Linked DNA regions of Homo sapiens: region 2 is linked to region 1. Evidence: read pairs that join two places in POLR2A ChIA-PET (ENCODE). Cell type or tissue: OCI-LY7. All regions are shown on one strand.

Evidence for each region. Peaks named below come from ENCODE experiments on the same cell type or tissue, not always from the same donor. Only the 100,000 strongest peaks of a DNase experiment are listed, where the experiment ranks them.
Region 2: POLR2A ChIA-PET joins it to region 1 with 6 read pairs; 1 of 35 experiments calls an interaction of 5 or more read pairs at or near these places.

The regions. Positions count from the first base shown.
Region 1 is chr17:29,240,389-29,242,888 of GRCh38, reverse strand. No RefSeq gene overlaps it. Among named protein-coding and RNA genes, the nearest start is that of CRYBA1, 5.2 kb to the left of the region's middle. In OCI-LY7, CTCF peaks have their summits at 926 and 1,125; a DNase peak (open chromatin) is centred at 1,118.
Region 2 is chr17:30,960,376-30,962,875 of GRCh38, reverse strand. It overlaps a transcript of RNF135 not described here. Among named protein-coding and RNA genes, the nearest start is that of RNF135, 9.4 kb to the left of the region's middle. RefSeq lists a silencer at 2,354-2,403. In OCI-LY7, no CTCF peak of the experiment used is centred here; a DNase peak (open chromatin) is centred at 1,485; H3K4me3 peaks cover 676 bases; H3K27ac peaks cover 354 bases.

The sequences.
Region 1 (2,500 bases):
GGGCTTTACATCCTACTGAATTGCTAGTACATGGAGATCAACTTAGCTAATTTTTAATTTTTGCAGAGAAGCGAGGCTTTTATGTTTGATTGAAAAGCCCAAACACACATGCACAGAACTATAGTGGTGGTCGGGTGGGAATCAGGGTTATTGTGAGAACAATTTACAAATATCCATCATACATTCCTGGAGTCATAAGTCCTCATCTGGCCTCAATCCACTTTTCTCAATCACCTTAAGTCCTGAAAGATTGAGGATTCTCAGCTCTCCAGTACTGACCACCAAGCCTTCCAAATGTCAACTCAATATAGTTTTTAACAGAGTTCTGGCGGATTCCCCCTCTGACATTGTCTGGCACTGCTGCTTCCCTTGCGGCAGCCCCCAGCCCCATCTCATTCCAGGAAAGTTAAAGCAGAGCCACTCAAGGAGTGGTAATGAAGGGAGCAACCAGCTTGGAATCCCTTCTCCCAGGCTGAGTATGGGTCTCTCCTGTTCATCCTTATTAATAATAACTACAGCTTACTGAGCATTGACTGCAAAACCAGACAGTGTCTTTGTAATCCTTACCACAATGCCGTGAAGTAGATAATAATACCCATTTTACAGATGAGCTAACTGAGGTTCTGAGAGGCCAGGGAAGTTCTGGGCCAGGGAACCTAGCAGGGACTTCAGTATATGTCTATCTGACTGCAAAGCCCATCTTCTTTCTTCCTGGCACAAAATAGGGTGATAATATCTACCTTAACCACTGCTATCAGATGAAGGGAAATAAAGGGATTTAGAGCAATGCTAGGTACTCAGAACTCATCACCACATGGTAATTGCATTACTGACTGTGCCAAGTCAGATACCATCTTTTGCTAAATTCTCATAGAGACAAGTGGGAGCAAGTAGCACAGATTTTAGAAAAAAAATTCAGATAAAAAATGTTTCCTTTGAATTTGGAAAATTCACTCCATTTTTCTTGTTTTCCGATATTTTTCTTTATTAAATTTTAGCAGCGTATTCTGTCAGTCTAGTTTTCTAGAGGGCATGGATCTTTTGGGGACACAGGTTGCAAACTGTGTTCTCAGCCTGCACACCCATTGCACAACTGAATGAGACAACTGGCTGTCCAGCGGGGTGCACTGTTAGATTTAGAGGTGATATCTGACATTAAGAGGACCATGACAGCTCCCCATATGTAACCAGGGCATTTCGAACCTTGGGCTTCTGGACACCAGGGCTACACGCCAAGCAGCATAGATGCTCAGTGGAATTTTGTGGATGGCTTTGACTCCCTGGCCTTGCCTCTAGGCCGGGGGAGAGGGAGTGAGGTCATGGGGCCAGGGAAGCCCTTGGACTCAGCACTTTGTGGTAAGTGCACAATGGAGCTGGCCAGGCGGCTGAGCAGCGCTTTTGTTGTGTGGGAATAAGCAGGATGGGTACAAAGCAAAGGGCCCAGTCAGCGTTCAGCCTGCACCCACCTCCCCCATGAGGGGCTGCTGCTGCAGGATCTTGTTTTTTTGCCCTGTGCCTTTCTACCTCTTCAAACAGGCAGGGGAGCCAGGGCCTGGCTGGGCCTGAAAAGGCAGCAGGGCAGGCACTGGGGGAGAACTTGCCTCCATTTCTTTCTGAACCCTTTCTGAGGTCATCCATTCCTCTGCTTCCAGGCATAAAAGGATGCCAACCTGCTGGGAGAGCTGTTGTCCTAAGGGCCCAGCCTCCACAGCCTGCTTGCTCTGTGTGTAAATGACTCAGAGCATCTCAATTCAACTCAGTCTAAGTGAATTTCTCAATACTGCAGATTTAGTCACTTCCTCTCAACTAGAACCCCTATGAAACAGCTAGAAAAGTAGGTACAAGGATGGGACTTGTCCTATTGTGTGACACTCAGCCCACTCTCTCCACTGTAGCCAAGCAGTCCAACTCTGTATCATTCAGGGTTGCTAGACTGAGCAAGTAAAAATATAGGACACTAAATTAAATGTGAATATCAGGTAAATAATGGCTTTTTTTTTCAGTATCAGTAGATCTCAAACATTTTTTTCTACTCAAAAAATATTTGTTGTTTATCTGAAACTCAGCTTTAATTGGGTATGTATCCTGCGTTTTATCTGCCAACCCTAGTCTCCTCTTGCTTTTGTCTGGAGCATCCCATGATCCGCCTCTGCCAATCTGCTTCTCTTTTGTCCTTTGGAGAAGACAGTGTAAAGAGTCACCACCTGCAGGAAATCTTCCCTGGCTTACCCAGGCTGACCAGCCAACCACAGCATCCTATAACAAAGAGGAGAAAGGAAGAAAACCAATATGTTTTTAAGTCTTTTTCCAAATGTTATCTAGTTTAGTGCTCCCAAATAACCCTGGGAGATATGCCTAACTAGCTCCATTTTCTAATGCAGAAAACACTCAGAGAACTTATGTTATCAACCTGAGGCCACATAAGCTAGGAAGTGGCAGAGCCACATTACAAACTCAATTCTCTTTGTTTCAAAAGTCTGTATTTTTTATCATGTTGCTT
Region 2 (2,500 bases), 1.7 Mb before region 1:
CAAGTAGTACAGCCACCGGGAAAGTTTGTTATAAAATTAAGCATATATCTAACCAAATGTTGATGGCTATTGTGATACCCTGGTTCTTGTCTTCTTAGTTTAAAAGAATTTAGGCCGGACACGGTGGCTCATGCCTGTAATCCCAGCACTTTGGGAGGCCCAGGCAGGCAGATCACGAATTCTGGAGATTGAGACCATCCTGGGTAACGTGGTGAAACCCCACCTCTACTAAAAATACAAAAAAGTAGCCGGGCGTGGTAGCAGGCGCCTGTGTCCCAGCTACTCGGGAGGCTGAGGCAGGAGAATGGCATGAACCCAAGAGGCGGAGCTTGCAGTGAGCCGAGATCGTGCCACTGCACTCCAGCCTGGGCAACAGAGCGAGACTCCATCTCAAAAAAAACAAAAATGTAAACAAGAGACACACAGCAAAAGAAGTGCAGCATAGGCCAGGCGCGGTGGCTCATGCCTGTAATCCCAGCACTTTGGGAGGCCGAAGTGGGTGGATCATGAGGTCAAGAATTCAAGACCATCCTGGCCAACATGGTGAAACCTCATATCTACTAAAAATACCAAAAATTAGCTGGATGTGATGGTGCATGCCTGTAATCCCAGCTACTTGGGAGGCAGAGGCAGGAGAATTGCTTGAACCAGGGAGTCAGAGGTTTCAGTGAGCCAAGATCACTCTACTGCACTCCAGCCTGGCGACACAGAGAGACTCCATCTCGGGAAAAAAAAAAAAGTGCAGCATAGAGTTATTTATTGTAAAGGAGAAAGAGGATTTTGAAAATTAAGTGCAGAATGGGCAGCACACTCAGAGAGAGGATTCAGGGTAGGCTGCTCATTTAAGGATGAGACAGCAAAAACTGGCACTAAGGAGACTCCCTTTATGGGAGTCTTATGTGATTATTCATAAGGAAGTGGAAAGAGGAGTTACTAGTAAGCATGTTCTGGGTGGTCTTCTGGGTGCACATGCACAGTAGTTTACATGCTTGTTCATACACCACATGTCTCATTACCATCTTAAATTTCCACCCAGGGGTGTATTTTTTACTATTAAAATAAGCAAAGGGTCAGTTTGAGACCAGGTAAAATCAAAGTGTGCATGCTGTCAGGGCCGGGCGCGGTGGCTCACGCATGTAATCCCAGCATTTTGGGAGGCTGAGGTGGGTGGATCACCTGAGGTCGGGAGTTTGAGAGCAGCCTGGCCAACATAATGAAATCCCATCTCTACAGAAAAATACAAAAATTAGCTGGGCATGGTGGCATGTGCCTGTGGTCCCAGCTACTCAGGAGGCTGAGGCAGAAGAATTGCTTGAACCTGGGAGGCAGAGGTTGTAGTGAGCCGGGATGACACCACTGCACTCCAGCCTGGGTGACAGAGCAAGACTCCATCTCAGAAAAAGGAAAGGACAGGAGAGGAGAGGGGAGAGGAGGGGAGGGGAGGTGAACCGCAAAGTTTGCATGCTGTCTACATGGGAAATTCCCTACTGCAGATAGCTTTGCTTGAATTAGCTCAGTTGCATTGTGAATGCTGAGGCTTATTGTGTTGACTGAATGGTCAGCATGATTGCTGTGTCCTGAGACCCTGGTTACTTCCTTGACTACCTACCCTGCATCAGTATGAACCAGAAGCCCCATACCTGGGGACTGTTGTATGTATGAATAATTTGTTCCTTTTTATTGCTAAGCAGCATTCCACTGGATAAACAAGGTATGGTATAGCCATATAGTGGAATACTTCTTAGCAATAAGGAAAGACATATTGACACATGCAGTGACTTTGATGAATCTCAAAGGTATCATGTGCTGTGAAAGAATCCAGTCTTTAAAAATTACAGGCCTGGCGTGGTGGCTCATGCCTGTAATCCCAGCACTTTGGGAGGCCGAGGCAGGTGGATCACGAGGTTGGGAGATCGAGACCCTCCTGGCTAACATGATGAAACCCTGTCTCTACTAAAAATACAAAAAATTAGCCAGGCATAGTGGCGGGCGCCTGTAGTCCCAGCTACTCGGGAGGCTGAGGCAGGAGAATGGCGTGAACCCGGGAGGCGGAGCTTGCAGCGAGCCGAGATTGCGCCACTGCACTCCAGCCTGGGCGACAGAGCAAGACTCTGTCTCAAAAAAAAAAAAATAAAATAAAATAAATAAAATAAAATAAAATAAAATAAAATAAAAATTACATATTAAATGATTCCATTTATATGGCATTTTTGAAAGTACAATCTATAATGATGAACGGATCAATGGTTGCCACGGGGCAGGGGAAGGGTGTGGCTACAAGGGAGTTTTGGGGTGTGACATAACTGTTCTTTGCTGAAGCAGAGTCTCACTCTGTCACCCAGGCTGGAGTGCAGTGGTGAGACCATAGCTCACTGCAGTCTTGAAATCTCAGGCTTAAGTGGGAGTTCAGCCTTGAGTAGCTGGGACTACAGGCACATGCCACCATGCCTGGCTTTTTTTTTTTTCTTTTTCTTTTTCTTTTTTTGAGACGGAGTCTCAC